Regions from separate parts of the Homo sapiens genome. Here regions 1 and 2 are each linked to region 3. The links are chromatin loops, found by intact Hi-C in ENCODE. Cell type or tissue: A673. All regions are shown on one strand.

Region 1 (8,000 bases), 180 kb after region 3:
GCCATGATTGTGAGGGCTCCCCAGCCATGTGGAACTGTGTGCCCATTAAACTCTTTCCTGTATAAATCACCCAGTCTTGGGTATGTCTTTATTAGTAACATGAGAACACACTAATACACCAAGTTTTACTTTTTACTGAATTTTTTTCACTGTAAAGTTGATAATCCTACTAGGGTTTAGAGATTTCTGAAACAAAGTGGGATTACTACTGGAGGTCACCTAAAGCCACATTCCTTAAGTGAGGTGTCAGCAAACTATGACCAGCAGGCTAAATGGGTCAGCTGCCTGTTTTTGTAAATAAACTTTTATTGGAACACATCCATACTCCTGCATTTACATATTTTCTGTGGCTGCTTTCACACTGCAAAGGCAGATTAAATAGTCATGACAGAGACTGTATGGCCAGCCAAGCTGAAAATCTTTCCTCTATGGCCCCTTACAGAAAACAAACTGCTGACCTCCACCTAATTGAGTCAGACCACACTGAGACAAGTTACTAACATCATAATTAAGTAATCAGTTCTGCCCAAAAGAGTTTCCACTTATATGGCAGCATGCCATAAGATCTGATGCTTGAAACTCTTTTCTGTTTTGATGGTTCAAAATGAGACAAAAATTACTATCTTCCAATGGGAATTAACCATTGGAAGTTCTATGTTAGGAATCCTCTCCCCAAAAACGCCTTCTGTTAATCAGAGTTGAACACCTAAAAAAAACTACATTGGGATAATTTTGGTGGGAAAATAAGAAGATGGAAACTTAGTCTAAGCCTCGATTACATTTAATAACTGAGACAAAACTCCAGATTTGGAAATTTTTGTAACTAAATCTAAACAACAGTTTAGTTGAAAAAAAAAATACAGTTCCTGTCTCTTTTTACCACACTAGAAGGAAGCTATGTATTGCAGTACAGTCAACAGCAATATTTTTTCCTCCTGCCCTCTTTATTTATGTTTTTGTGGTAAAAGCACTCTTATAAGATCTACCATCTTAGCAAATTTTTAAGTATACAATGCAATATTTTTACCTATAGGCACCATGCTGTAGACGATAACTCTAGGATTTAATCATTTTGTGTAACTGAAATTTTGTACTTTTTGGCCAATACCTCCCAAATTCCTCCTCCCGCTAGCGCTGGGCAACTATCATTTTACCCTCTGTTTCTGTGTCTGGCTTTTTTCACTTAGCGTAATGCCCTCCAGGCTCATTTGTGTTTTCCTAAGTAACAGAATTTCCTTCCCTTTTTAAAGGCTGAATAACATTCCATTATATATATTTCTCACATTTTCTTTATCCATTTGTCTGTTGATGAGCACTTATGTTGTATTCATTTCTTGACTATTGTGAGTAATGCTGCAATGAACATGGGAATGCAGATATAGCCTTAAGACATTAATTTTATTTCCTTTGGATATATACACAGAAGTAGGATTACTGCATCAAATGGTAATTCTATTTCTAATTATTTTTAGGAACTTCCATCCTGTTTTCCACAGTGGCTGTACCAATTTATATTCCCACCAACAGTGTACAGGGTTGCCTTTTCTCCACATCTTCTCCAACACTTCATTTTTTAAATAATGGCCATCCTAACAGGTGTGAGGTGATTACTCACTGTTATCTCAGTTTTCTGATGACTGTTGATGTTCAGCACCCTTTCACATACCTGCTGGCTATTTATGTGTCTTCTTCAGAGAAATGTCTATTCAGTTCCTTTGCCAATTCTTTAATCTGGATATTTCTGACTTTTTGCAATAGGGTTGTAGGAGTTGCTTATATATTTTGGATATTAACAGCAATATTTCTGAGCCAAATCTGAAACCAAATAATAAGTACTTAGTGTTAATATGTGTTAATCAAAGTAATTATTCTTAATGGTTTGCTCCATTTGTGGAATAAGAAACAAAGGATGGAAAAATGAGACTATGAGATGTTAGGCCAGAAAAGCTACTCCTGGTTCCTCACACAAAGACATTTTTAAAAACTAAAATAAACAAAATATATTTCCTCTAAAGAATAAGAGAGAATGGTGTTCTGTTAAAAAGACAGCTTTCTCATATTGTTTTTTATTTGTTCATAGTCCCTGCCACAAGTTCCATGCATTTTTCTTCTGTGTGTTGGGGGATTGTATACTGCTAGGTTGCATACATTCTGAATGATGTTAAGCTTTCACTGACTTCCCTTAATTCAGGCATCAATAAAATTTTCCACCCAGTTAAAATTGTCACATTCCCTATGGAAAGCAGCTTGGAAAAACATTTTAAGATACACAGAGCGTTCAATAGTCTTTGACCCAATTATCTCATTGCTGGGAGTTTATCTTAAGAAAATAATTCAGAAAGAAATTATGCAGGAGAATAAAAATTCTTATTAACTACAAAATTATTTATAGTGGCTAAAACTCTTGACATCCAGAAATAAGGGAATTATGATATGTCAACTATAAGAGCTGTTATACAGCCATTAAAAAAATTATGAAAACTAAGTAAACACAGAAAGTATTTATGGCATGTTAAGAGAGAAAAGTAGAATGTAAAATTTTTATCTGCTTTGTGATTACCATATGAAAAATGACATCTGCGTATGAACTAAGACTGAAAGAATCACAAAAATGATTTATTGGATAAGTCAAAGTATAAAATTATTTATGGTGGTCTGATGAATACTATATATTTTTCTTTAAGAAATGTTCATTTTTATGGTATTGTTTATAAGATTAAAAATGAAGGAGAACATCTCATTTTGTTCTCTTTTCTTTACTATTTAAAATAATTTAGTAATGATATCGGTTATGGTCTAGTCACAGAGAAGATAAAACTTTTCCAAATACTTTAAGCAGAACAGAATTTGTTACAGGATCAAGACAATTTATTATAGAATCAAGACCAAAAAAATTAGACTCTCAGCTGAGTTTGTAGGGATGATCCTCAAGGATGTACCACATATATTTGGACCACTGAAATAATTGATTCTCCCGCCATGACCAAGAAGCAGCTTATGAAACAGGAAAGTTGTGCTTACAATCTGTTAGCTCCGGAAGAACATTGCCTTTGTAAGGTCTGCACCAGTAAGATGGAGTTTCATGTCCTCTTTTGCTATGTAACCCAGTTCTGAATTTGAGTCTTGAACAAGCACATCAGACTGACCATACTTAAATCACATGCAAAATGCCCTACACCTTTCCATGTCTAGGAATACACCAGAAGGAGGTTGAATAGTGAACGAGCCAGTTTGTAGTACCTGCCACGTAGGATTGCCAGATAAAACCAAAGATACTCAGTCAAATTTGAATTTCAGGTTAACAACAAATAATTCTTTGTATAAGTATTTCCCAAATATTGCAAGGGACATACTTATACTAAAAAACTATTCACTGTTTACTTGAAATTCAGACTTAGCTGAGTATCTTGTATTTTTATTTGCTAAATATGGCAACCCTACTTCCATGAAAACTAGCAGAAATTGAATTATTCCCAATTCATACAAAGCTTTAGTGATATTTATTCTCAGATAAGGATTCCTGCAATAGAGTGGCCCCAAATATCTAATGGAAGCATTGTTGTTTTTTTAAACCAATAAATATTCTCTGATTATTTTAAGGTTTCTCCCAAAATAGGAAGCAGACAGGTATATGTGGGTTACAGTCTTATAGCTGATCAGAGGGTATCTATGCTGGATGAGACCCTAGAGAGAATGTATTCCTTAGAGATAATCACTTTTATCCCTTTCATTTAACAAACAAGAAGTCAAGTTTGTATGCAGTCTCAGCGTTAGAACCCAGGACTCCCAGACTTAACCTTTTCTAGTTGAGTGCCTCCAAAAAGATAAAACTTCCTATTTCAGTTGTGGATTTAATTCAAATTTAAGTTGCTATTACCAAAATGTAGTGTCTTTATTAACTTCTCACGATTATTGAGTGCTAAAGAAAAATGTGAGTTCAACAATTGCAGTCGAAAAATCTCTGGGCCAGGGATGGGCTGGATTTTAGCTCTGGAAGTGTTACTAATACACTCAATGAATTTGGATATGTGATAATTCTTCTGAGTCATAGTTCCTTTGTCTCTAAAATGAGATCATTAGTACTTTTCCTGTCTCCCTTATGAATTTGCCATAAGGATCAAATAAGTTCAAATATGCAAAGTTTTCTAAAATACAAGAAGTGCTATTTAAGAAGCTTTGTACAATCTCATAATTGAAAATTTCTAAAGCTTTAAATATTCACTATTTCAGCTGTTGTCCCTTCCAGGGGTGGGGTGGAAGGGCTTATTTGTGATAACTTTAATTCTTGCTTATTTTACTCTTGAGCAGAACAAACTTAAAGTAGTGATGGAAAGCCCAAAGTAGAAATGGTTTAAATAAGATAAACATATTTCTTGCACAAGTAAATGAATTCTAGAGGGAAGTGACCATGGGATTAAATGATCCTTAAAGGCACTGGTTTCTTCTGTGTTGTTCTTCTGCCATCCTTATCACATAGATTCTACCTCATTACCTAACATGGCTGATCAAACTCCAGTCATCACTTCTGCATCCCAGGCATTGGGGTAGCAGGATGGAGGTAGTTTTGAAGAGAGTATCCATCCTTCTTTTGCACTGTACGTGCTTCCTGGAATATAAATACCATTTTCACTTATATCTTGTTGCCATCACTTCATCAGGTGGCCACACTTCACTACAAAAAGTAGAGAAATGAAGTTGTAATTTCAGGTAGCCATGTGTTCCTCTACAAATCAAGACCTATATGGCTAAGTCGGTTGGCAGTCTCTGCCACGGTAGGTAAACTCCAAATATCTTCTCATATGAATTAGCTGGTAATTGAATTAAAAATAATCTTTTTTAAAAATGAAGACACAGCTGGAAAAGCTAAATGAGGGTTGCTTTAATCATATAATTAAATCACTGCTAGCTAGATTATAAATGCGATGTAGCAATAGCACAGTATCTGCCACATATTGATAGTTTATAAATAGTTGAAGAATGAATTGAATAAACATCTGTTTAAGAAGGAAGAATCTCCCATCCTGGATAACACGGTGAAACCCCGTCTCTACTAAAAATACAGCAAAATTAGCCAGGCGTGGTGCCGGGCACCGTAGTCCCAGCTACTCGGGAGGCTGAGGCAGAAGAATGGCGTGAAGCCTGGATGCGGAGCCTACAGTGAGCCGAGATCGCGCCACTGCACTCCAGCCTGGGCGACAGAGCGAGACTCCGTCTCAAAAAAATAAATAAATAAATAAATAATAATTAAAGAAAAAAAAAGAAGGAAGAATCTCATATTTTATCTCTGCAGAATAAAACTTCCAACAATAAAATTATTCTGCTATTGAGAACTGACATAGAATCGACTTGCAAAACTGTCCTCTGGCTCACAAAACAGGTAAAGTATCCTAAATCATTAAATGGAAGCAAATTATCTGAGATCACAATTTTCATTCCATTCAGACATACGTTCCAAGATAAAACCACAGATAAACCGATCTAACTTTTCCCAGATTCATAAGCCTTCTGATTGTTCAAAAACCCCCGAGTTTACAAATTCTGACCAGTATCTCAGAAGACCTGCCTGTGATTAGCTCCAGCCTACAAGTAATACTGTCGCCTAACTCCCTCTTTTCTGAAATACCCTACGGTAGCCTTGGTATGTGTTAATTACACTAATGAATTTAACTTTGATACGCCTGTGTTCCTGGTGTTGCTTGGCTAGTAGTCACAGTATTAATTACCTTAACAAAAGATAATGAACATAATTTCCAGGCAATTTTTTATTAAATGCTATGCTCATTGTTAATGTCTGATTTCACAGAATATTTAAGGAACCGACATGTCTTCAGGATGTATATTGGACATTTCAAATCCTTTCTGCTAAAAGGTAGTAGAAATATAGATAGATAATCAGTGTGAGAACTGAAGAAGTTTTTTTCCAACACAAATTATGTGTTATCTAAATTATCCCTGGTAAAAGAGAGAAGAAATTGGCTGAGACATGGTATCTGTTGAAAAAAATGTCATGAGAGGCAGCAGGTACAAGAAAGAAATATTTTTGAATCACTGTCAACAAAATAGAAAATCACTAGTGAACAAAATAGAAAAATTTTCCATACTGAAAAATATAAGTCAGATACATTTATCTTACAGAAAGTTATTGCATTCCCCTGCTTTTTGTCTTTTCTACAAGCCTTAAAGGCTAATAACTAGGCAGAAATTGACACCAGCTTTGGATTCAGAATATATTATTATACATTTTAATTTTGCTTCTTATATGACTTGGGGCACCCATCTGAGTTTTAATAATCTCTTTTGTAAAGTAGAGATATTATATTACATTTAACATTATATGTTTAGCCATATGGCTGCCTTTTATGTAATTAGAAAACACTGTACATTTTATTTTACATGTAGACACTATATTATTATATAGTCATCTGCATGCATCATGTACTGCTGATGTTCATAGTTCTGTACTACGTATGATTCTATACACAAAATCATGTTTATTATACCTTATGAGCAATTCTAATAATTTTTCATAGATAGTTCTGAAATGTCTGGAAATGAATTGTAAAATAGTTTTTTATTCCACTGTAAAAACTATAACACAGATGAGTGGTTATGAACATTAAAAGAAAGTGGTAAAAATGTCGACACATGATAAGTTCTCCTTTTTGTGGGCCAAATCTGAGTTTTTATTCCCTAAGCCTAAGACAAGCATATTTTAATGATATAAACAGCAGAAGGGTAACATCTTATAGCAAAGACAATGACTGTATTAACGATAGTCACCTAACTACACTGAAGGCCACCAGAAGATGGCAGTCTCATTTCTTCAAGGAATAGAATGACTCTAAGACAAATGAATACAAAGATGACAGATAGCACGGGAGACAAAATTGTCAGGTCAGTAATGGATACTGCCTGTCAGCATAATTCTTTCTCCAGGTAAAGCCAACAAACTTGCTTTACAGGAAGTGCCAGAAACTAAAAAGCATGACCATCAATGTTATAGATTTTGCCAAAACATCATATATATGGAGAGTGAAAAAGAGTTCACAATTCATCTGAAACTTTTTCACCAATGGTTTTTTCTCATCCATCTTGGCACATTCCTCCTCCATGCTATGTCAGAGTACGTGAATCCTGAGCTAAAACGGAGGGCACTCCTTTGTAGTTTCTTCTAGATACATTTATTTAAAGAGAAAACACATTTACTGTGGTCAAGAGGTGACACTGAGACCAATTATCTAGTCATTCCCATGTCCTTTAAAAAAGATATTCCAACCTAAAATACATTTAAATCCAAAAATATATATTGTCTGGCCTCTTTCCCAACCCTGAGAACTTAGGCATTAAGGAACTGGACATAAGCAACACACTGGACCGTCAGGCTGCGTGCCTCCTAAAACCCCCTCCTATTGATCTTTGTGACTTTCAGATGTACCACAAAAGAGATACGCTGGGCACAAAAATTCAAACATTCTAAATTGAAGTTCTATAATGGTTACCCTGCTGTTTTATTTCCCGTCTTTTTGATAAGCTGCGTCTCTCCAACCTATGCATATAGAACAGAAACAATTTAGTTTGCCTTTCAAGAATCCCTCCCCTCAACAAAAAAGAACACTGACGATATTCACATTTTCCAAATGTAGATTCACGTAATGCCATTTTTTTCAATTCAGTTTTGAAAGCTTGAAGAGTGGTGAAAGCTCACATTAATAAGCATAACCATTTAATTTCCAAAATTAATAAGTGCAGCTCAACATATTGAGTGCATTACACTGGAATATTTGATGCCTTTGGAATTGCTGTGAAACAAAGAGAGATTATGATGACCAAATGGTGCTAAACTAATGATGTTTTCATAGTAGGATAGAAAGAGAGAGACATAAATATTGTAGCATGCTTACACAATATTGTTTCAATTTGTTGATGACAAAACACATTTCATCTCAATTAGCAAGTAAACTTTGTTATGCAGTGCTAGTCAGATTGCTAATAATTAAAAA
Region 2 (8,000 bases), 260 kb after region 3:
GTGGGTATTCAAATCGTCCTTATTTAAACCAGCAACAATCCCTTCCCACCTAAGCCATTCAGAATGCCTTTTGTTTATTTAAGGTGTAACATGCTGAAGGGAGTCTGGTCATGAGGGCTTCTCAACAGAAATAAAATAAATTGATGTAAAGTTCTTTTCAAAAACTTATTGGAAGAACATGTAACAATACCTGTTGAATACAAAAGGCACAGTTGAGGGTACAGAGGAAAAAAAAAGGAATCTTTATTGTTTCTCATGTTGGCCTTTCCTTCTATTTCTTGGGCAGATTTCATAGTTTCTCTGGTGTCTTTCACCTAATAATAAACAGTATCATCTTTTAAGATAAACAGACTAGTTCTGTCTAATGTCAAACTTCACTCTCAACCGATTTAAAGTTTTTCTGCCTCCTGACCTGAGCCTGCAGAAAGGAAGGGACAGGCCCTGCCTCACTTCGGAACTATTTCTTCACTGCCATCCTTCCCTCCTCCTTCCATCTCACTGTGCTACCTCTGGTGTCTGGGAGGAGGGGAAACAAAAGAGGAAAGAAGGAAGGAGGGCCAGATGTGGTGGCTCATGCCTGTAATCCCAACACTTTGGGAGGCCAAGGAGGGCAGATCACTTGAGGTCAGGAGTTCGAGACCAGCCTGGCCAACTTGGTGAAAACCCGTCTCTACAAAAAATATTTTAAAACTTAGCCAGATGTGGTGGTGTGCGCCTGTAATCCCAGCGACTCAGAAGGCTGAGGCACAAGAATCACTTGAACCCAGGAGGCAGAGGTTGCAGTGAGCTGAGATCGTGCCATTGCACTCCAGCCTGGGCAACAGAGTGACACTCTGTCTCAAAAAAATAAAAAAATTAAAAAAAAAAAGAAGGAGGGAAATGGCTCCCTTAACTAGTATCATGACAAACTATCCCCACAAAGTCCTCTGTTACACAGTTGGTTCTTTCTTTCCTGGGCCAATTCCAAAAACCTTTGGCCCCCTCTTTACAGAGACCTCTCACAGCTAGTCTCTGTGACCTATGTAGTCTCTGGCTAGACCCCTAGCCAAACCCCTCATTCCTGCCACCAGTGTGTGCCCCATGTAGGCTCTCTCTGCTGGGGTCCTTCCTGGGATCAGGCAGCCCATTGGAGTGGGACCCGTTTCAGGTCTGACCCTTGCTTTGTTCTTCTTCTGGCTCTCAGGAAAATACCCAGCCCCTTTGCCTGCCAAATCAGAAAATGCAGGTGGCCCTCTCCTTTCATGTTGCCATCAGGGGCAATGTCAGCCAGCTTCTCACCTTTGCCCTTTCCAGATAAGGACCAGACACAATCTCTGAAACTCTAGCTTAGGAGGCACAAGGAGAACAGAACTCAAGTTCTCCAAGAACCTTCTCTCCATTCTTTGCTCTGATCCTAAGGTCATCCCCGAATGGCATGGGGCCCCCATGTTTTGCATCTTAACGTACAGGGCATGAGAAGAAGACTGAGATGGCAGTCTCCTCCCTGGAAGACATCCCTCCCAACTCAGAGAGCATCTCTGTAGGCCCTCAGCTCCCTTCTTGGTGGACTAGCAAGCAATCCAATACCATCCTCTCCCAGTGAGGGCAATACAGCCAGCCATTCACTTATCTCAAGGAAATCCTCATCTTCTGCGTACATCAAGCACCCTCTTTAGAATGTAGGGTATTTGCCACTTACTGCTCTTAGCTCTGAGGCCTCAACCACAAGTAAACCAGCAAGAATAGTCTCATTTACCATCCTGTTACAAACGTTTGCTCGATTCAGGCCCGCCTTCCATTGTCTATCCCTCCGGAGGATCTGCTCAGAGTCTGCATTCTTATTATGTGGCTCACCCTCATCTCCAATGACCTGAGGTTGAAAGCAATGCCTTTGAATGCCAGCCACATTCTTTCATGGCTGCTAGAAAGACACCACAGGTCATAGCCAGCCTGTGGCACACTTACCAATCTGATTAAAAAAAAAAAAAAAATGGGTGGGGGAGTGTCCACTACCCTTAGCTCAAAAACAGCGCTGCTTTCCTTAAACATCTGGAAATATGCCCCAGCAATGCTGAGGCTGCTGGCAGAGGTAAAAAGACCAATTCCCAAAACATAAAATGGTGGGTAAAACAAACTTATCAAGCATTAGCCAAGGGAAATTCTACTTTTTGTAGGTGTATAATAAATACAAGAGGGAGGGAGAAAGAGACATACACAATGGGGGAGGAAAGAGATTGGGCAATAGTGAAATGAGACTTTTGGAGGGAGGCAAAGTGAGAACTTTTAAAAAAAAAACACAACCATCCTTAGACTTGATCAGAAAAGCTGAGTGAGGTAGGAAGGTGTGTGCACACCTGCTTAGGCAAGGCAATACTTTGAAAATAATGAGCCAGTATTTTTTTTGGCCAGAAAAGGAACTCACCAAAAATAAAGTGGGAAATGTTTTAAATCTTGTTAATTCTGATAAACACATTCACTTTCACATGACTTGATTTTTTAAAAATAATTTCAAAGGCAGAGCAGAATTGATTGATGGTGAGCTGGCCTAGCCTGAATACTATAGGTAAGGGTCTGACTTCTGGGATGATTTTACTCAAACATTCTCAATGAAATCATTTATCGAATTCTCCAGTTGAGTTCCTACCATGTGCAAAGCACAGTGCCAATAGAGGAAATAATTAAGCAAAATACAAATGCTATAAACATCAGCTATGGGGAACTTGTAAAAAAAAGCTATTATATTAGGAATATTTAATATTTGCCTTATCATCTTCAGCAATTTCCAGTTTGCTATTTAAGAAAAATTTCCAGCTTGCAACCTTACCTCCTGATCATTCTAAATCAAGAGCTTTTGAATATATTTAACACTTTTTATTTTAAAGGGAGCTGGAAAGGAAATAGAGAAATGAGATCAACAGATAGATTCAGTAATTTACCATCAGAAGTTTCCCCAGAGCTGCCAGTAAATCCCTTGCAAAGTACACAATTAATATTTATGAGGGAGACATGTAGGTCTTACATCTGCCATTGCTTGGTAATTCACTTAATTTCTTTATGGTTCTGTTTTCTTAGCACTACGATAGAATCAATCTACCCCACTCCCTTGAGTGAGGGGGATGGGATTTGGTGTAAAAAAAGGTAAAGACTTGAAATTTTAAAAAAATAATCTGGGTTGGGTCATCCTTCCTGGATGGCAAAGATAAACCAGTTTGCACCTAGTAGAGGTTCTTGTAACTTGATCCAAGCTCAGGAAAGAGTCAAAGCCTCTTACAATAATGACAGAGTTTATTATTCTTCAAGGGCAGGGTGACTATTCTTTCTCCATATGATATTTGACTGTACAGTCAGTCGCCATATCCACGGGTTCCACATCCACAGATTCAACCAACCACAGAGAGAAAAAGAGAGAGAGAGAGAAACAAAGAAGGAAATAAGGAAAGGAAAGGAAAGTGGGAGGGAGGAAGGAAGGAAGAAAGGAAGGAAGGAAGGAAGGAAGGAAGGAAGGAAGGAAGGAAGGAAGAAAATACAGTAATTTAAAAGAATACAAACAAAAAATACAATATAACAATTATTTACATAGTATTTATGTTGTATTAGGTATTATAAGTCATCTAGAAATGACTTAAAATATGCAGAAGAATGTGCATAGGTTATATAAGTTGACAAAAAAAGCCAGAATCTGTAAAATATTTGAAGAGACTTATTCTGTGCCAAATATGAGTGATCACTGCCCAGGACACAGCCTCAGGAGATCCTGAGAACATGTGCCCCAAGTGGTTGGGTTACAGATTGGTTTTATACATTTTAGGGAGACAAAAGTTAGAAGCAAAGACATAAATCCATACATGTAAGGTACACATTGGCCTGGAAGGATGGGACACGTCAAAGTGGTGTGGCAGATGAGGGCTTCTAGGTCATAGGTGGATTCAAAGATTTTCTGATTTGCAATTGGTGAAAGTTAACCTTTGCCTAGAGAGTTGAAGTCGGCTTAAATAAATGCTTGAATTAAGATAAGGGGAGCTGTGGAAGCCAAGGTTCTTGTTATGTAGATGAAGCCTGCAGGTAGCAGGTTTCAGAGAGAATAGATGGTAAATGTCTCTTTTTGAAACTTAAATGTGTCAGACTCTCAGTTAAACCTCCTGGATCAGGAAAAGACCTAGAAAGGGAAGGAGATTCTCTACAGAATGCAAATTTCCCCCGCAAGAGATGACTTAACAGGGGCATTTCAAAAGATGTCAAAGAAAATATATTTTGGGGTAAAATAATTTCCTCCAAAACCTGCTATCTTTCACATGATGCTATATCAGAGTCAGGCTGGAGTTGGTTATCTTATTGCTACAAAAAGTCTGTTTTTCTTATGATCTTTATCTTAATGTTAGTGCTGGTCAGTTGTGCCTAAACTCCAAAGGGAAGAGGGTATAACAGGCAAGTCCAACCCTGTCTTCCAGTCATGGCCTGAACTAGTTTTTCAGATTTTCTTTAGGATCCTGTTGCCCAGGGGGTGGAGGAGTCCATTCAGTTGATTAGGAGCTTACAATTTTATTTTTTATTTATGTATACAAATACTGTGCCATTTAATATCAGGAAATTGAGCATATGGGGATTTTTATATCCATGAGCTGTGGATACTGAGGGATGATGGTATTATCCAGGAGAAAGTAATTTTGACTGTGACAGTGTGTTCTGGCATCCCAGGAAAACTTGTGAGGAAATTTCCCTGCCTATATCTGGTGGGGAGACTAAAGAGGATTTGAAATTCCCGTGTCCATCATCACTTGCAAGACTATAACTTACAGTCTCCCTCCTCAAAAGCTAATTAGTGTTGTGCTAAAGTTTCAAGAGGGAGAAATGGTGGTAGAAGAATCTCCACGTGGAGACTAATGGAGATTCTCAAGGAAAGGTGTTGGGGATGCTAGAAAAGTTGTTGAAGGGGGAGGTGGCCAAGAAAGGAGAGGGGACTGAGATGAAAGAGTGCAGGAGAAGGGTTTCATGTGCGTCACCCTACTCTGGAAGGCCAAGTTTTCAGGTAAAGCTACAATCTCCTCTGAAGTCTGAGCTTCTAGCAAAATTTGTTTCCAACTCCATCCTGATTGAGTATGTGTTGGGTTGGAGAAGACTCAGAAGGAATGGAAGGAGGAGGTGGCGCCCAGGGGAAAGACGATCACCTGTCATTCCTATTGCAGAGGTTTGATCACAGATAGTGAAACCACTTTTGCAAAATTATGACTGAGACAGTGAAAAAGATCTAATTTAGTGGACTCCATCTTGCTTCTAACCTCCAAGCTGTCCTTGTTCATTCCTGGGTGTAGGCTGAACTCACTTTGGGAGAAATATGGTTTATACTTTATAGTTTAAAACAAAGATGATAACAGCCCTTTCCCAAAGCAGACCTCCTTCTTGCCTGAGGACTAGATCGCCTTTGTAGAACTAACATTAGCCACAAGTTTAGAAATTATGGTTTAGGAGTCATGCAGCTGGAGGCTACAAGATTCTCATCCTCCCTAAACTGCTCCTAAGATCAGTGCTTGAGATATTTTGCAGACCCTGCACTTGATGGATCAGCTGGCACCACCCAGATTGATAAACTGGCTCATCTGATCTTGTGGTCCCCACCCAGGAACTGACTGAGCACAAGACAGCTTCAACTCCCTATGATTTTATCTCTGACCAATCAGCACTCCTGGCTCACAGGCTTTCCCCCAGCCACCAAGTTGTCCTTAAAAACTCTGCTCCCCGAATAGTCAGGGAGACTGATTTGAGTAATAATTAAACTCCAGTCTCCCACATAGCTGGCTCTGCATGAATTACTCTTTCTCTATTGCAATTCCCCTGTCTTGAGAAATCGGCTGTGTCTAGGCCGCGGACAAAGTGAACCCATTGGGAGGTTACAATAGAATGAAGAAGGACCTCCTCCATCTCTACCCCTACCTCACCCCTGTCCTGGGGATTTCTAGGCAGAGCTGTCAGTGACCTGTGGAGTAGGGAGATACACAGGCCTGCAACAGCAGAGAGACCTCACTGGCCCACATGGCTGCCTGCCTTGAGTAAGGAACAGTCTTTAAGACTGGGAACAATAAATCTTCAAAATACACTGTGAGTATCAAATTTGACAATTTAAATGAAAATACTTTTCTATCTATAAAGTACTATACAAATAAAAGTATTATTTTTAAGTATGTGCTATTAACTCAATTACATAGATCTTGACCCAAAGTGTTTGGTCTGTCCTTCTGTCTCTAATATCAAAGTAATTTTTTTAATGCCTACATATTAGCATTCTGGGTTGAAAGCCACCTTGAATCCAGTATAACCTCTCTATTGACTCTATTTACCACTTGGCTTATTCCCAAGGTAGTCTGGAACAGAGTGTGAATACACCTCTGTAGCCTGGAGTACAAATAAGAAGGCATTGAATTAATTCACTGAACTGTTTTGGAACATCTACTTTGTCCTAGGCAGTGTGGGAGATACCAAAGAGAAAAAATAAAAAGCAATTTGTACTCTAAGGAGATCTAAATCTAGGGGAAGAGCTAGACAACAATTCAGTGGAATTTAGGACAAGATGTCCTATAATAGGAGCATCACTCTTCTTAGAGACAAATCAAAGAGAAGCATTATATTCTAAGGAGCTGGCCTGGTACATTAACAGTGGGGTTAGCAAAACACCTTTTACAATATGCCTACAAAAAGGGAGTTTAAATTGATTGCCTAGTGATTCACACTGGTAGATCTCTAGATTTGTTATGAACTCTGGGTGTTGCCAAGAATATAAACAAGAATATGGTGGGCTGTGGGGTGTGAGCAGTAGAATAATAATAAACATGGAAATGCAGAGGACACATCTTAACCTTATAAAGGTAGTATCCCATGATCAACTAGAGTCTGGGCTCTAAATCATTCTACCACATTTGAATTCCAAGGTCTACTCCCTAATCACTATGTGATCTCCAGCAAGTTAATTTAACATTTCTTGCTTCCATTTTCTCATTTGTAAACTAAGATTAATAAAAGTACCTACTTCAAAGAATAGTTTCACAAATGAAAAAGAATATCCTGGAAAAACACTTAAAACAACTCTGGCAAAAAGTGAGGGCTCAGTAAATCCATTATCAGTGTTATGTTTTTCAGCTCCAGGAAAAGTTAAATGGCAAGAATTATTGGGAAGAAAATCAATTTCAGACAGGCAGGCCTCATGAAGTTTGCAATATCATGAACTGGTAAGTCATTGAGAATCTGAATAGCGCTAATGCTGTTTTTTGTTTCCAGGCCTCTCTCCCATGGGCTAATCCTTCCTCAGCTATAGATCTGTTTGCTTTCACCCAGCCTTTGCCACTACTGTGCCTCAGCTCTTCTCCCCAATTCTGGGTCTATGGCTTCTTTCTTGATTTCACTGCTGCTGGCTTTCCAGTTTCTGTGGGCTCATGCTGCTTCCTCCCTGTGTGGCACTTAATTTCTGCTACCATCACCTATGTATTGGTCTATTTTCACACTGCTATAAAGAAATACCTGAGACTGGGTAATTTATGAAGAAAAGAGGTTTAATTGACTCAGGGTTCTGCTGGCTTAACAGGAAGCATGGCTAGGAGGCCTCAGGAAACTTACAATCATGGCAGAAGGCAATGGAGAAGGAGGGCAAAAGTCAAGTCATCTGAAAATATCTAGATTTTGTTTATGTATGTGAAGTAATATATTTTACACACAATTGAATTCCTGTATCATGCCTAAATGTAAAATGAAAGAAAGAATACCTTTAAGTTTAAACCCATGGAGGCTGCCCCAGGACAACAAATCCATTTATCATAGAATGAACTTAAATTAAGAGAGCCAAGAGAGCAAAAATATGCTGTCTTCCCGTTAGAATATTTCAATACAACATGAAAATTCAACTGAGTCCAACTTCACAAGCACACATACAAAAAAGGTGGAGTATTCATTCTTCTCCCTTATGGTATGGACTATTATTGAATTTCTATTTTCTAAACTAAATAATGGAATTTTTACTTTCTAAAAGAATATATGGA
Region 3 (8,000 bases):
ATCTAAATATAGAGATAGAGATAGAGAGAGAAAGAGATAATAGAGATAGAGATATATGAAGTGTCTGTCTCTCTGTTGTGTTGTTCTGCCTCGCAATGCTAGCTTCCTTGGATTTCCAAACACCAAAATCTTTCTTCTTCCTTCAATAAGATCACTGGGCTCTAGCCATATTTGTTTAAATATGTTAATTTTATAGTTGTCACTTTCCTAATTTATTTTCTAATTTCCCTTACATTTCCAGCCTCTTCTTTTCAGGCCTTCAGGCCAACACAGTTCCAGTATTTTCCCCTTATGTCCTCAGTGTATGATTTTAAAAAATATGTAGCCGTAATCACAGTATGATGGAGTAAAGGGAAGTAACAATCTAAGCCTTCCAGGAATCAAGTTTCTGTATTCCAAAATTATCTATCCCTCTCCCTCCAACCAAAATCCCTCTTCCTTCTATAATAGATTAGAAAAAGTCTGGACCAAATACAGGAGGGCAGTAGTTAAGAGGGTAGGCTCTGGAATCAGATTCCCTACGTTCACAACCCGCCTCTGCTTCTCACAAGGTGTGTGACCAGGGCAAGTCACTTAGTTACTCTGACCTCAGTCTCTCTATTTGTAAAGTAGGACTAATTACAGGTACTGTTATAAGACACTGTATAGATTAAATAACATCATCCAGTTAAAGAATTTAGGACTGTGACTAGTGTAAGAAATGCTGTAATGATATTAGGTGTTAGTATTATTGCTCAGTATATAACTGATGAACCTCTTGGCACTTTCAAAAGACACTTTTATAGTTTTAGAGGGTGTTTATTAGTCCAGATAACTCCAAATTGGTCAAATATATGACTCTTTTTCCTTTGTATTATTCCACTTTCAAACAGCATGGATAGGGAACATTACATGGCAGGTCAATGTTTCCTGTATATCACTATGTTGAGTGTGGTCCCCAAGACCACAATCTAACTTGATGATTTGCTAGAGCGGCTAACAGGACACAGCGTATAATCCTGCTCATGGCTATGACTTATTACAGTGAAATGATACAAAGCAAAATCAGCAAAGCAAAAAGGCACTTGGAAAAATCCAGATGAAACCAAGCACAAGCTTCCAAGACTGGAGTCACACAGGACACATTAATTTCCCCATTTTTGAAATGGGACAACACGTATGTACTAGGCAGCCCATTGAAGATTCAGTGTCCAAGGCTTTTATTGTAATCTGGTAATAAAGGCATTCTCTGCCTAGCATGTACCAGAATTCCAGATTTCCTTAAAGAAAGCAGGTGTTCAGAATAAATTGTATTGTTCGTATAAATAACTTAGGGAGTAAGCACAGTGAGCCACTTGTTTCATTTAAGGAAGTTTTATTAGTGTAGAAAGCTGTTTGCCAGTCAAGTTCCCTGATACCAGACAAGGCTCAATCTTTCAGGCAGGACTTTCCAAGAAAAGGAGTGTCAGGTCTACCATGTTAATTCTTTTCTCACATAGTCTCCCTCTTCAAGCTTTTAAATCAACTTTTCAAGGCTTCCTGCCTAGCTTAAAAGTCTCCAAAACTTCCAATGGTTTCAATGCCAACAGGCTTTCTAATAGAAGGCAATGAAAGGGGAGAAAAGGTATAGTGTCTGGGATTATTGTCACTATTTTTTCATTATAATTCCAGATGAATACAATGTGTTTATGAACCATAAATTGCTGCAGATATATTGTATAATGCATTACTGTGTTAGGAGCAAGGTTTCAAGATAAGGCCTACTGAAATAAGATCATAACTGGTATTCAAGAATAATATTTTGGCTAGACAGCCTCTTTCTATCTCAATTGTATTAACTATCAGAACATGTTTATTTTTATAATTGATACTGGAAATAAAAATGTTTACTGCTCAGATGATGAGTGCACCAAAATCTAACAAATCACCACTGAAGAACTTACTCATGTAATCAAATAACACCTGTTCCCCAAAAACCTATGGAAATAAACAATTAAAAGAAATAAAAATGGTATTATGCTAATCACCTGAGGTTGAATATTTAGGCAAAATAACACCTTCATTTATTTACTTGTTAATACCACTACTTCAGAAATAAGTTTTTTCTTTACCTTATTGACATACAATGAAGAAAGATACTTATATAATACATATATTCATTATAGGATTAGATCTTTGTCCATAGCCCTGATAGTAATACATATCTCTCTCTTACTGATTAAAGATGGGAAAATTGTAAGGAGTCATCTTACGCAGCACACTGAGATCTGTAACTTAACTAATGATGTGCTAATTTGTATGATAATTTATCCCATGAAAATTCATTTAGAAAAAGAATATACATATTCTTGGATACAGCTGGAATCACATTCTGGTGGAATACAGTGACGTACCAACCTAGGTATTGACTTAGAAATCAATAACAACAACGCAAACCTTATTTTTAAACTTCATATGTATGGAAGTTTAAAACTTGCAAGTTTAAACAGTTCGTAAGTTCAACTCAAAGCTCAAATTATTAAAAACGCTCAACTAAATAATACGTTAGTCAACATACATACACACACGTGTGTGCATGTGTTTTAATTCCTAAAAATATTGTAAATTGATACAATAATCCTGTTTTGTTCTGCTGTATTTGGGTTTTACTTTCAGTAGCTTATATTTTAATTTTGTTCCACTTTCTTTAATTTCTAAGGTTCCTACTTTTTCAATATATGTTTTAAGGCTCTAATATTTCCTCTAAATACTATTCAAAACTTTGCCCTATTTCTCCCAATGTGTAGCATTTTCATTAGAGTTAAGTTTTGTCACTTTTATACTTTTCTTATGATTTCTTCTTTGACCTAAAAATTATTTAAATATCTGGTGAGTTTCACATTTTCATTCATATAAAGCAGTAAAATAAATTAGCGATTTCTAAATTAATTGCATTATGATCAGGACGTTTTGTCCAATTACACTAGTTCTTTTAAATTTATTGACACTTGCTTTTTACCTGAATATATGGTCAATTTCATCCTCAAATTGTACCTTTCAGAAATACTGACCTAGTTGCCATCCCCTGAAAGTGCCAAGCTCTCCCACATGGAATTCTTATTCTTTTGCTTGAAATCATAGACTCTTTTTTGAATGCATTCCTTCTCCTGGTTTACTCCTTATCAGCTTCTCTGACTCCTAATTGAATTAAATACACTTTCTTTATGTTCCCTTATACCTTGTGCTTACCTACTTTTATAACATCCATTTTTCATATCAAGTTTTCTTGTGTGTTGTATGTCCTACCACTTGCATCAGGATTACTTAAAATACTTCTGAAAAATACAGGTTTATGGCTTTACTTTTAGACCTATTGAATCAGAAGTAATTTAATTGTTTCAAGTAATCAGGCTCTATTAGAGCCCTGGAATCTACAAATTTATCAAATATTGCCAGTGATTTCTATAAACATTCAAGTTGAGGAACCACTAAGGTATGCTGTAATCATTTGTTTATTTCTATCTTCCTAATGTTGTTTGCTGACCTATTGTTTATGACTATAACCCCAGGAGCTAACAAAGACTCAATAAATGTAGACAAATAAAAGAAACAAGTGTGGTATAAATTATAAGTAATAAACCAGACAGTTGTGGCATCATTTAAGGAAAGGCTAATTGTTCAATCTAATATCAAGTCTGGGAAATTCTATCAGCTTTTAGTGCCCTGAATACAGTATTAACAGTTGTAGAGGGTTTTAACTGGTCAAATTCATTTAAATTTAAATTAATTTATTCACGACTTCATAGAGTCTCAGAATTGTAAGAGAACATTGAACATAAACAAGTCAATCCCTGAAATTATACAGATGTGTAATATGAGAATGAAAAGTAAAGTTGCTATCCCAAGATGTTTAGCAGGAAGATCACAAAACTGCGACCAGATTCTTCACAATTTGTTCATAAAAAAAAAAAAAAAAGGAAACTAATGTAGAATACTTTGGGAGAAACGGAAGCTGAAGTGAGGAACGGCAAGGAAATTTTACCTGGTTTGTCTTGGTTTGTTGAGATGTTAGATAGACCAAACTGTAGAACACAGATGAGAGAAAGAATCAAGCCAAAATCAGGCTGATTCACTAAGGGATACAAACAAACATTAATACAGAGAATCAAAGATAAAGAACACGTAAGAAAAAAATTTTCTAGTTTTTTAGGTTTTTCTGACATTTGCCTTCATGTCTAAACAATCAAATATGAATTATAATCAGATTAGCATTGCCTCCTACATTGGGACAATAAATTAATAACTAGCCAAAGAAAATACAATTGAAGCCCATGTTTTTCTTTGGTTCAGATTAATTTAAGTTACATATGGGCCCAGATTAATTTTACATGGCTCCAGGTAAACCAGTATACTGACTCAGTGAAGAAATTTTACCTCGTTAGGTATTTTTAATGTGTTTTTTTTTTTTTTTTTACTAATCTAGTTTCTATTTCTCTCTCGTCTCAAATATTCCACCAGGTGGCAGTAAATGCACCACCTATTTCTTAAAAAATGGCAACAACCTGCTGAATTATATCAAATTTATCACTAAGTATTTTGTAGGGTTAAATTTTCACTGGTAAAAGAAAAAATTTGGAGAAAAAAAAATGTGGGTTGGATATTTTGTGTGTTAAATTAAGGGTATAGTCATAAGACTAATTATGAAGAAAAAAATCAAAAGAAGAACTGAAATAGAGAATACAAAACACTGACCTTTGTAAAAAATCTATAAATTGAGCCAATAAAAGTGAAAAGGCCAAGTCAGCCACATGTTGAATATGTTTTAGTAAAGTTTTGCCCTTCTTTACTTAGTATTAGGTTGTCTTTGAATTAGTTTCAAAGATTTCACTTGTGGATATTTTCGCTTTTCCGTAGTCCAACGAGAACACTTCAAATAGATAACAAAAACCATTAAAATTAATGCGCATCTTCAATCTACTTGAACTGACTGAAACCAGTTGACAAAATTAAACTTCAATTCTACCCTGTATTACAGCAGCACATACAAATTTATTTCACTAAACTTATTCTGGGTCAATAGCTTCTAAAGCTGTCAAAATGTGCCTGTACAATCACACATTGCATCATTGGAATAATAGGATTCAGAGCAAAAGAGGGGATCGTTCAGTTCTTTAGTTTACATTGGTTAAAACACCCTGGGATGTTAGGCTTTGGGCCTATCACTTTAAGGTAATTGAAAAACTGAAGAGCATCTAAAGAATGGCAACCACACTCCATCTCTACTGGACATTTTCGGTGATGTCAGAATATAGCAGAAAGACCAGCAAGGAGAAATTATACTGAGAGGCCCACGTTAGTTCAATACAAAGCAGATGTTCTTTCACTGTCAGTTCTTACATTAAGAATTGAGATAGCAAGTCACTCCTCCTACTATAAACAACAGAAACTTGACATAAAACATAACTGAAAAAGAAAGTAAATATAAATAGGCCTGTAAGAAGAAAGAAAAATCTCCGTGGGACACAAATGAAAAAGAAAAGAATGCAACCTCAGGTGAAGTTGAGATAAGCTGGAGAATAGAAGTGTTAGACCCAGAAATTGGCCCTGACAGCCAATGGCTTTAACATTGAGGTGGTCATGAAATTTAAGATCTTGGGCTCCAAAGAGCCAGGGAGTTTGAACAGGATTCCTTGCATAAAGCAGACCCTTGGAAAAGCTACACCCTCAGTTAAAATGTGGCTAGAGAGAACTCTGCCCATCAATTCAGAGAGAAGTTTGTCTCTGCTCTGGTGGAAGAAAACTCCTCCAGAGCCCCAGCTACCCAGACTTCCCAATGAAAGACTGACTTTTCTCTCAGCTGATATTTCCCAGCAATGGTATTTACTGCCATTTGTACCATGCAACAGGTGAGTTGGTAAGCTTGTAACCATTTGTACCGTAGAAAGAAATCAAGTGAACAATAACTTGAGCAGTCTTAAAACTCTAATTAGAATCTGGCAAAGAGAGTCTTTAGATGGGATCCTTGAAACACATTCATAACTACACTTTCTAGTTTTTGTCACATCACACATCCCATAATATACAGAAGTTTTTCAAATTGTGTTAAACCTGTAACACTGCCAGAGTCAAAGCCTAACTTCTAAAGTAAAGGAAACAAAGCCAGGAGTCAATGGTCTGGAACATTTTTACTGTATCCTATTTTAAGCTGCACATGTTACCCTTTGTAAAAGGAGGAACCTGGCTTTCAGGCCTACCTTGCTTTTAACTAAAGGCACTTTGAAGTTATGGTAAGTAACTTATTATCTTCTGCTTCATCTAATTAATTATGCCATAGTTGTAAAAACACTAACAACAACAGCTCTCAGGTATTGAGTGAGAGCTTAGTATGTACCAAATGTACCAACAGCACTTTACATAGTTTTTTTTTTTTTTTTTTTTTGAGACTGAGTCTCATTCTGTCGCCCAGGCTGCAGTACAGGGGTGCGATCTCGGCTCACTGCAACCTCCACCTCCTGGGTTCAAGCAATTTTCCTGCCTCAGCCTCCTGAGTAGCTGGGACTACAAGCGCATGCCACCACACCCAGCCAATTTTTGTATTTTTTAGTAGAGATGGGGTTTCACCATGTTGGTAAGGCTAGTCTCAAACGCCTGACTTTGTGATCTGCCAGCCTTGGCATTAAAAATTGTATCCTCAGCCAGGCACAGGGGCTCACGCCTGTAATCCCAGCACTTTGGGAGGCCGAGACAGGTGGATCACCTGAGATCAGAAGTTTGAGACCAGCCTGCCCAACATGGTGGAACCCCATCTCTACTAAAATTCAAATCTCTACTAAATCTCTACAAAAATTAGCTGGGCATGGTGGCGCGCACCTATAGTCCCAGCTACTCGGGAGGCTGAGGCAGGAGAATTGCTTGAACCCAGGAGGTGGAGGTTGCAGTGAGCCAAGATCGCGCCATTGCAATCCAACCTGGGCAACAAGAGTGAAACTCCATCTCAAAAAAAAAAAAAAATTGTATCCTCAGAAAAACACTGTGAGGAAAGTATTATCAAAATGATCATTATGTATATGAAGAAGTTAAAGTTTAGAAAAGTTGAAAAAGTTTATCTAAGGCCACAATATTAAATGGCAGCCTTGAGAAAGAGGAAGCAGTCTCGTAAGAGACTTTTCACTATCCAACATTGGAATGGAATGTTCCACAAACTAGTAGTGGTCACCCACTCCTTGACATACTCAAGCGGTAGCTGGATGACCATATTTCGAAGTTAACTTGAAAAGGATTCTTGTAGAAGATTGAGCTAAATAATCTAATTCTAGAAGTTTCATCATTTTTAAAGAAGTTGCACATTCTTTATAGAACATTTGCTATGGGCGAACTGATTAAATCACATCTCCAGTGGCTTTAATAGAATTAGTGTTGTCTAGTCAATGAAGCAATGGCATAACCAGATTGACTGCTTAAATATTCAGAGAGAGTCAGCGAGGGCTCCCCAGGATGAGGGAATTCTGCATCCCATTTAAACATATGCCCCATGCTAAATGAGTCTGCAAATTTCATTTCAATCGTTTAGCCATTTGACTACCTGACTGAAAAGATATCATAGGAGAATTACATGAACACCATTTGTACTTGAAAAAAGGTAAAACATTTAAATTGTCTATTTTTAAAGCAAATAAAATTAAATGCTTATTAACACGTCATATTTCATGTGTTGGTGGAACATTGTCATATTGTGTCTATCCTTCTAGGAGCATATTCTCTGTGTATAACAATGAAAATAAATGATTTGCAACTGGAGATATATACATAAAAATCAGGATAGTCCATAATGTAAAAAGTAGATGTTTTTGCATTTTATTTGCTAATGAATGAGTGATTGATTCGATTTTCGCAAATTGGGGTTTTTTTATCAGTGATTTGAAGGTAATGAAGTCACTCCACTGTAATAAACCTAGTTGTGCTACTTTGTTCAAAAACTGAAAATTTTATGGCTGATCTTAATTTTGACAAACAGCTCTCAACAGACTTAGAATACTGCAGTG

What was found. A loop is a pair of places that touch in the nucleus more often than their neighbours do. Peaks named below come from ENCODE experiments on the same cell type or tissue, not always from the same donor. Only the 100,000 strongest peaks of a DNase experiment are listed, where the experiment ranks them.
Region 1: it touches region 3 in a loop (6-fold over the local background); 15 of 110 quality-filtered maps call a loop at or near these places.
Region 2: a loop joins it to region 3, with 4 times the contacts of the local background. A loop is called at or near these places in 2 of 110 quality-filtered maps.

The regions. Positions count from the first base shown.
Region 1 is chr6:145,027,230-145,035,229 of GRCh38, reverse strand. No RefSeq gene overlaps it. Among named protein-coding and RNA genes, the nearest start is that of TRQ-TTG4-1, 150 kb to the left of the region's middle. In A673, CTCF peaks have their summits at 6,588 and 6,790 (motif pointing right); DNase peaks (open chromatin) are centred at 4,039, 6,829 and 7,529; H3K4me3 peaks cover 644 bases; H3K27ac peaks cover 4,108 bases.
Region 2 is chr6:144,947,962-144,955,961 of GRCh38, reverse strand. No RefSeq gene overlaps it. Among named protein-coding and RNA genes, the nearest start is that of TRQ-TTG4-1, 230 kb to the left of the region's middle. RefSeq lists enhancers at 830-1,329, 3,641-4,308. In A673, a CTCF peak has its summit at 3,741; DNase peaks (open chromatin) are centred at 2,951, 3,341 and 3,681; H3K27ac peaks cover 5,912 bases.
Region 3 is chr6:145,211,163-145,219,162 of GRCh38, reverse strand. No RefSeq gene overlaps it. Among named protein-coding and RNA genes, the nearest start is that of TRQ-TTG4-1, 32 kb to the right of the region's middle. In A673, CTCF peaks have their summits at 4,272 and 4,477 (motif pointing right); a DNase peak (open chromatin) is centred at 4,482; H3K4me3 peaks cover 322 bases; H3K27ac peaks cover 1,755 bases.